2 separate regions of the Homo sapiens genome follow, and region 1 is linked to region 2. The links are chromatin contacts, found by Hi-C or POLR2A ChIA-PET in ENCODE. All regions are on one chromosome and are shown on one strand. Each heading gives the region's core, a stretch centred on a gene start or an enhancer-like site at or near the end of the contact. The rest is flanking DNA. Distances are from core to core; before and after follow the strand shown.

Region 1 (4,587 bases), core at 2,052-4,551, 53 kb before region 2:
TCAATGAGCACTGGTTCTCTAGAAGAGTCAGACACTGTTTAGAATCTTTCTATTTCTTTTCCTCTCTACTGGCTTCTAAATCATACAATATAAATAAAAAGAGACAGAATTTTCATAGACACTAGACAAAATTCAAGTTCATATTTTTGTGAGTCATAAATTTGAGACTCTGTCTCTCTCTCACACATACACACACACACACACACACACACACACACACACACCCTTACACATACAATACTTCTTGGCATTAAAGAAGTGCCTAAGACCTAAGACTTGGTAATGCTTCCATTCATACACATCTGTGTAGCAGATAATTTCCTGCCATAAATACAGTAGAGAACAAACAAAATGGTCAGCAGAGTAGACAGCAACCTACTTCTTGTGATGGGAAAACTGAGCTGTCCAATACACAGACTTGAGAGCTCACTGAGAGTTTTTACACACTAGCCAGTCATTGGGTACAGTTCAAATTTGTGCCTGAGCAAAAAGTACAAATGTTTTCATACTGCAGACCTTCAGGATCTCATGTATAACTGGGGCGGCAAATCTTGAATCTGTAACTGCCAAGGGCCTACTTTCCAACTCTCTCTCTCTATCTATCCATATATTATCTATAATTTTTCAGCTTAGGTGCAGTCACCTTTTGTTTTTTAAAATTCGCCATAGTTTAGATTACCTTAAATGGCCAATTAAAGATGATGTTTTATAGATTTTATGAATTTTGCCAAGCACATCCCTTTGAGAAAAACCATTCTTGACATGTGTGTAGTCAAGCCATTCACAATACATTATTTTAATTGTTGGGAGAACTTACTGAACTTCAAACTATAATTTGGGAGTTTTTCTCTTGAACGGTTCAGTCACTGCTCTTCACTTACTCTGTTTTCCTCCAAACATTGCTAATTTAGTTCACAGTGAAAAAAAAAAAAACATCTAAAAAACCCTGCAAAAGCCCTCTCTGTTCACCTCCCAAGGAAACTAGCCAAAGAAAACTTTCTCCAGCGTTCTACTATTGTGTATAAAGTGAAAACACAGGACAGATAGGTCCTAATATTTGCCTTAGTTGCTAGGATTTTACTAAGTATTTGACTACATGTGTTAGCTTCATGCTGCATTTGAAAAATCCTCTCATTTCACATTTAACTTTCAGGATCACAGTATCATGCAATTTATACTAGAATTAAGAAACTATTCAAAACTACAGGAACTTGATTTACAGATAGTATTATTCTTGTGTGTATCTGGGTGTAGTTCTGTGAATGTGGTTTTGAAACACAAAATACAATACGACCACTAGGTGGTGATATATATCCATTCTTACATTATGAATTAACGGCTACACCACTTAACAAAAGAGAACTTGGAATATGTCCCCCAAAATCGTAATTATGTACTCCATGTGGCAAAAATAAAAAAATAAAAATAAAAAATAAAAGATTGTCTGGGATATGTTCTCTCAGTTTTGTGAGTGAAAACACAAAGAGAACACTTTGCAAGAAGACAGACCTCGGTGAACCAGTATTTACCAACCTGACTGCATTCTATTCTGTTGCAAGCCATTCTATCCATAATCTGAATTTTCTTTCTGTCTAAAATGTTCACCTACGGTAGTTTCTTCTTTTCCACTCTGTCTTTTAAAATTATCCGATGATTTACATCAATGGTGAAATTGCATCAGAACCAAAGCCAAATGTGCAACATCCACCTAAAATCCTTAGGAGAGGTCAGATCATAGATAAACACCTAAGCACACAAATGCAATGTCTGCAGCGTGAGTCACAGTTAGTTTGTTTTTCCGTAAAAATTTATCTAGATTAGCTATGAAAACATGACACCTGCAGTAAGAGCTGACTTCTTTGTGCGCAAACTCTTTTCATCACCTGGGGCCCATATTGCCACTGCTGTACTCCCAGAGCTACAAAATTCAATCCAAACGCACTGGATACCAAGGGCAAGCAGATAACCACCGAAGTAGGAAAGCAAATTCCAAACAGAAAACACTTTCCCAAGAGGACAGGTACCTGTTTGAAACATATGCCGATAAGAAACCATCTTTTCACTAAATAACAAACAGAATAACCACTTGGGGTTAGCCTCAGCCTTTCAGAACACAGGTCAAATGGTTATCTGAAAAGAGGCTATGAGGACTACTTATTACAGAAATCAAAACATTTGGTACCTTTAAAATGACTTTTTTATCCCTAGATGGCTGGTGTACACAATAGGCATTTGTTTGCAGTCTGGAGGGGGAGTGGTGCATTTAACTTTGTCTTGTTTGTTAGGGGCAAATGACTTCCCTGCAAGGTAAAGATAAACCTTCTTCTGATCCTTGTACTTGCTTAAGGTTAGTCTAGTCTGGGTCCTTCTTTATTTATGTTTTAAGGGAGGTTATGGTTTTGCTGCTGTCTTTTAGTTGAACAGGGTAATTCGTTGACCGACAACTGAAAAGAAAAGAGCAGCTTTGTTTTAAAGGAGAAAGAGACGTTTGTTTTGGTGTCACTACCCTATGCTGGCAGCCTGGAGTTGGATCCTACAAACATGAATATGCTGAAGGGAAGAAAAACTAACTTGGGGTCTCCTGATAGTTGTTAAAGTGGCAATATGCCCATTATTTTCCTAGCTGGCAAACCTCTGTGCGGGAAAGACAATCTGGCCAGCTCTTGAGAACAGCACTAATCTTGTGTAATAGTGTGAGCTCACTGCCCTACAAAGCAGCAATTATCAACAGCATTTTCAGAAGGATGTGAGTTACTCGCACTGTGAGACCACTGTGAGAGAGGGGGCCTCAGGCAGAGGCCCAGAGAGCAACTTGCATTTAATCCATAGAATGAATGGTGCCAGTAGGCTCCTTTACCCCAAGCTTATTTGCACAGGTCTCCAGTCATGAAGGGCTGACGATCCAAATGTAAGGAGAGACTGCCAAAGCTCATTCAATATATTTTTTTTTTTTGGCCTTTTCCATGGTTATGCATTGCCTTAAACTAATTAGCAATTAGATTTAAATATCTGCATGAGATTTTAAAGTTGCACAGAAGACTGTTGGAAAAGCATCTGTGAGATGCTACTGCACTAAATCTCCTTTTCTTATTCTTTATAATAATCTTGTCAATTATAAAATGATTTTCCAGTAGTGAGTAAATATGGTTCTTCCAGCTGTTCAACCCACCACTAGCTATCTGAACTGAAAGACAAGGCAGAGAGCAGAGTTGCGTTCTAGAACTACTCTATGACTCATAATATCTCACATTTAGAATCAGAAGAATCAGTTCTTGATTCCAAATCAAATTAAACTACAACACAAGTCAAAATTTTCATTAAGAACTCAGTAGTCTTTCACAGAAGGGAATCTGAGAATTCTTCCACTCATGAGTAATGTGTTAAAGAATGAGAAAAGAGCATGTTTTCCTTGGCTTTTGGATTAATACAATAAAGCCTGTGAAGTTTAACATAATTAAATTAATGTTGATATGCAGTGTGACTTGTTCACAGAGAAATGGTATTTGACTTAGAGCTAATGCCACATCACAGCTGACATACATCCATCTGCAAATGTTGTATAGAAAGTCTTCTAAGATCTTCAGGTAGGAAAAGGAAAACTTAAATTTTTGTTGTGGGGATTGTGTTTTGCATTGTTTTTCTGTCAAATCATGTGAAATCCTTTCAAATGAGCAGAAATCTACAACAAGCTTAGAAAGCACTGGAATTAATGAATACTCCGTATTCTCTTTTCAATGTCCAAGACATCTGGGAGAGGAAGGGGAATAAGAACCTTTGTGTTTATGAAAGGGTAATAATGATACATTGCTGCAGAAAAACAATAATGGTTTATGGTCCGTGATTTGTTACTCCATTTTTTCTGCCCCTTTTAAGTGTCTCTTCCTGGGTAAGGGCTATTTCTTTATTGTTTCTACCTTTTTCAAAGCTGGCTTTTCTCACAATACTTTGCTTGACAGACTGATGTGTTTATTTATGAAAGAAGAAGAAGGAGCCTCTGGATTTAAAGTCAAATCCACACATCTGGACATTCTTGTGCATCAACTCGAATCAACTGGTGAAGGGGGACAAGTGGGTGTTGGAAATTGTAGGTATTAAGTTGCCAAAGCTGAACTATGCTTACCAAAATGAAAAACAAAATGCAAAATTGAGTTATCTTCCAGAAATATTTTTAAGAAGAATTTAAGTAATGAAGGTTAATTGTACAATTAATTGTACTAATTGTCCTATCAATTAGTTTTTTTTTTAGTTTATATCACAACTATCATAGCAAGATGAGTTGGTTAGAGCTAGAAAATAAGATATTTATGAATCTGTGATTTAGTAACTTGTTCTAGAACTTCCTGACCAGATTTGGACAAATGTAGAAGAGAGAAAGTCTCTCTGTTTTCTCCCAACTGTAGAATGGAAAGTGAGAAGAAGGAAGCTGTGATAATTTCCCAGGAAGCAGGGAAGCCAGCAGCCTCACGGGGTGTGACATTTGAGTCCTGACAATGTAGAGATGACAGAAGTAAAAAAAGTGAAGGAGATGCAGAAAATGTTTTTTAAAATGTTTAGGAATAAAGTCAGGGCTTTTTCTGCAGAACAAAC
Region 2 (4,543 bases), core at 230-2,729:
GGGAGGCAGAGGTTGCAGTGAGCTGAGATTGCACCACCACACTCCAGCCTGGGCGACACAGCGAGACTCCGTCTCGAAAAAAAAAAGAGAGAAAGACTCCCCCAACACCCCACTCACTCGGGCCCCAGATGGAGGCTCAGTAGCCCAGGCTGCAGTGCAGTGGCACGATCTGGGCTCACTGCAACCTACACCTCCCGGGTTCAAGCGATTCTCCTGCCTCAGCCTCCCAAGTAGCTGGGATTACAGGCACCTGCCACCACGCCCAGCTAATTTTTGTATTTTTAGTGGAGACGGGGTTTTGCCATGTTGGCCAGGCTGGCCTCAAACTCCTGACCTCGTGATCCACCCGCCTCGGCCTCCCAAAGTGGTGAGATTGGTTAAAGAGGTTTTTTAATTTGCTGATTGATTAACAAGAAAAGGCTGGACAGTTGCTTTGTTTATTACCAAGTCTAATTAGCAGAGGGTATATTCATTATCATTTAACATGTTACAATGAAAGATTCTGGAAACTTCAGAGTTTGTTAAGTTGGAATTTTACTTAGCTAACTAACATAACAGTTTGCTGAAATAAATTCCACACAAATTAAATTATGTTTTTCACATGTGAGCAAAAGTAACCAAAGACAGAAGCAGAATTATAGAATACCTAAGCCAATATCACAGTCAGGAGGAGAAATGAAAACTGAAACAGAAAGTTAAAATGTTGATAGCCCACTATTGTAGCTGAGAGTACTGTTTCCATCTCACTGAAGCTGATCTCTGATTCTATGATATATTAGACAACTGGGATCCAAAGAGCTGTCATGATTTGGATCTTCACCTGACTAAATCCAGATGTATCAAGCAATTGTTTAAAATGAATAGTGCTATTACTTTCTCTGAGTGGGTGATAGCACTATAAAACAAGAAAAATTAGTCATGGGGAAAATGGCCAAAGCACACATATCGGCTTTTCTCACTATATATCTAAAATTGCTATTGAGGAAAGTAGGCCAAATTTCAATGAGAGCTATTTGAAGAAGGGAGAGAGAAATTACTTTCACCTGACTGAAAGAAGTGGTAGAGGTGTACATAGCTTTTTATTCTTAATTATCTAGTCTGGCAAAAGACAGTAATCTCAAATACAACAATACACTCTAAGAAAAAGTTCCCCTCCCGGCTCTCACAACGTCTCCCTTCCTAATAAATTTTAAAAGCATAAGGGTCACAGGGCCAGTTACATAGTATGTATTCAATAAGATTTGTTAAATGAATGGCACTTCAAGTTCTTATTAAGAAGCTAGGTCTCTTTTTTCCCCCTATCCTTCCCAACAGCACATTAAATAAAGCTAACTCTGCTACAAAGCTTTGGAGAGATGGCTGCTGCCTGAAACAGGCATTTTATCTCACAATAGACTTGGCTCAAAGCAACATGGAGAAAGGCAGACAGAGAAATTACGTCATCCTGAACAGCCTCCTTCACCTCAGAATAACACTTGCCTGAGGCCTGAAAGGGCTGCAAGTGTAAAGAAGGCAGCGTGCCAACAGTTTTCCCTGAGAGGTAGAACCCTTGGACTTGTTATTACAGCTGGAATATTAGTTGTGTTGCCTTAGTTTCCTGCATTTCCTGAGATACTCCTACCTTAAGGCGAAACTACCATTCCTCTTAAGTAACAAGTGTTATCAGCCAACCACGGAAGGGCAAAGAAATATAATTAATTGAGTAAAACTCTGCTTCTCCAACTGCACTGTTAGTCTATCTATTGAGGAACATCAACTTCTCCAAGGAAGACCAGACCAAAGGGCTAATGAGGAAAAAATGGCAGCATGATTTCATGGGTAGCTGGTTTCCCTATTTTAAACAGCAAACATGTTTGCAGTATTAAAAGAAAGAAAGGCTTCAGTAGGTGCTGGCCTGTTACAAAGAGAATTCTCTTAGTAGTAGTTAATCAGTTCAGACCTACTTATAGAACTTTTCATGTAGAAACTCTTGTTAAATCTGACTTTATATCAGACTATCAATTATTTAACTCACTTGTTTGAAGTATACGATATTCATTTATTTGTTTGATACCCATAGAATGATCATTTTACTACTTTGATTAAATTCTGTTATCCCTAATGCCATTTCTTTCTTTCTTTCTTTCCTTCCTTCCTTCCTTCTTTCTTTCTCTTTCTTTCTTTCTTTCTTTTCTTTCTTTCTCTTTCTTTCTTTCTTTCTTTTCAAAAAAGATAGAGTCTTGCTAAATTGTCCAGGCAGGAGTGCAGTGGCTATTCACAGGCATGATCATAGCACACTCTGTCCTCAACTTCCTTGCCTCCAGCAATCCTCCTTGCCTCAGCTTCCTGAGTAGCTGGGACTACACGCAGGCACCACTGTGCCCAACTTATCCTTTTCAATTATGTGTAGAAATTTTTCAAACTTTCCAAATAAAATTTTTATAAAACATATTGCAAGAAACATTACCATTGGGTTTCTTGTAATTCAGATGAAAAAAAGGAAGATTTAACCAGAATCAATTGAGTTTACTTTAAGGTGAGGATTAAAAGAATTAATCTGTTAAGATAACGTGCAGTCAGTTATTTTATTCAGCAATAATTACTTTATTTCAGAATAATGAGAAAAGGAAAAAAGTGACTTAAATTCTGTTCTAAAAAATAACTATTTAAGCCTTCCTAAATCATAATTGTTTAGTGTGAACATTTCCTTGCTCACCTCAAAAACCTAATGATATAGTGAAGCATTTACACTATAGAATTGAGTATGTCTTTAATCTCTTATAACTAACACCCAATCTATACCAAACGTGATAAGTTAAATGTCCAAACTTCTGTCCTTTCCATGTATCAACCCTCTATTATTAAGGCAGGGACATCTGTACATAAATTTGTTTTGTGGAATATTTTGGAAAACACTGTTCTAAAGACCTATATTTTAATCAAGAAGAGGACTCTCAATTAACTTACAACACACATAACTTAGTACTAAGTTTCTGGTATGTGTCAACCTGTTTAAGATAGAAGCAAAGTGAGCAGACTGGGTACCCAGTCAGAATCAAAGCAGGAGATTACAAAGCAAAATATGTATGATGCCAATTGCCTCCCAGGATTATGTCAAAGGCTGCAAGTGAGCAAAAAGGGGAATGAGGCAGAGCAGGGAACCCTGATGAAGTGTCTAAGACAGCAATTTAAGCTGAACATGGAAAGAGCTCATTACTTAAAAAGAAGCTCATTTTGCACAAAGTAAACCAAGGTATGGCAGATAGCAACAGGCTTTCTCCAGAACAATAAATTCCAGGAATAAGTCTTTCAACCCCGTATCTCATTAAAAACATGCAGTTTTTAAGCTAAACATTGTCCATTTCTACACTGAGAAAAGCAATCAAGATGTTAACATTTTCAAAGTTTCTATTGATCCATTTTCAGTCTTTAAACCCATAGTCAGGAATTATTTATAAGTCAAATTATATGTTGTAAACTATAGCACAGTGGAATGAAATTGGATAGAAATGAAGTCTGGGCCAGTAATAGAATTGTAAATCCAGGCTTGGTCCAAAAATGAATGCTCATAGAAGGATGCCTCCAAAGATAACATCTAATGCCTAGAGGCAAAGCCAAATCAGGAATCCAAGGAACAGACAAAAGAGAAAGCCACTGATCACAGCAAACATGGGAAATCAAGCAAATCAAATAGGCACGTTTGCTTAGTTGCTCTCTCTCAACATGATTTAATTGGCCCAACTGTGTAAGCTCCTACCCAGAGGGTATCATAAAGCCACCTTTTTATCTCTGATGTGAATAATAAAAGTTCTTTCTGAGTTTTTAATCACAGTACAACCTTTAGAGTTAGACAGGGAATGCACAGCCTTCAGTGAGAGAAAATGACTATTTTAGTAGCATAGAACAAAGTTGTGTTCTATCTCTGCTCCTGGATACTTGTACCTGAACAATTTAATGTATTCTTAGATTTAACGGATAGTTGCTTTCCTGGAAAACAAGCATCTTTTTTGTAGTTTGACAAGAAGCCTGTTAATAAGTTCCAGGAGTAGCCTCATCAAAGCAGCTAAATTGATAGGACAATTATCAAAGTTGTAATTAGAGCACAGATTTGGAACATGTTTCTAAATGTTACCTATCCATGAGAAAATGTTTTATTTTTCTCTAATTGAAAACAGTAAATAAAATGTCAAGTGATATGATTTGGCTGTGTCCCCACCCAAATCTCAGCTTGAATTGTATCTCCCAAAATTCCCATGTGTTGTGGAAGGGACCCACGGGAAGGTACTTGAATAATGGGGGCCAGTCTTCCCCGTGCTATTCTCATGATAGTTAATAAGTCTCAAAAGATCTCATGGGTTTATCAGGGGCTTTCTGCTTTTGCTTCTTCCTCATTTTCTCTTGCCGCTGCCATGTAAGAAGTGCCTTTCACCTCTCGCCAAGATTCTGAGGCCTCCCCAACCATGTGGAAATATAAGTCCAATTAAACCTCTTTTTCTTCTCAGTCTCGGGTATGCCTTTATCAGCAGTGTGAAAATAAACTAATACAGTAAATTGGTACCAGTAC

The links. A loop is a pair of places that touch in the nucleus more often than their neighbours do. ChIA-PET counts read pairs that join two places held with the same protein, here RNA polymerase II (POLR2A). Pooled maps may share reads with other maps.
Region 1: a map of CD14-positive monocyte shows a loop between it and region 2 (2.7-fold over the local background). The contact joins the promoter of VCAN-AS1 here to the enhancer-like site in region 2. A Hi-C loop is called at or near these places in 4 of 168 maps with a recorded cell type or tissue (CD14-positive monocyte, Caco-2, PC-3 and 1 more) and 1 of 50 pooled maps. POLR2A ChIA-PET finds 5 or more read pairs at or near these places in 1 of 52 experiments (HEK293).

The regions. Positions count from the first base shown.
Region 1 is chr5:83,561,028-83,565,614 of GRCh38, reverse strand. It overlaps VCAN-AS1 (VCAN antisense RNA 1), which reads left to right and starts at 3,301. Exons shown (of 3, transcript NR_136215.1): 1 at 3,301-3,584. All of the region lies in intron 12 of VCAN (versican), which reads right to left. It overlaps LOC124901021 (a long non-coding RNA gene), which reads right to left and starts at 3,400. Exons shown (of 2, transcript XR_007058847.1): 1 at 2,183-3,400.
Region 2 is chr5:83,506,692-83,511,234 of GRCh38, reverse strand. The region is part of intron 5 of VCAN (versican); the gene reads right to left. Among named protein-coding and RNA genes, the nearest start is that of VCAN, 37 kb to the right of the region's middle. Within about 2 kb of position 1,479, at least 4 of the 41 ENCODE cell types and tissues checked have a DNase peak (open chromatin) inside an H3K27ac peak, as active enhancers do.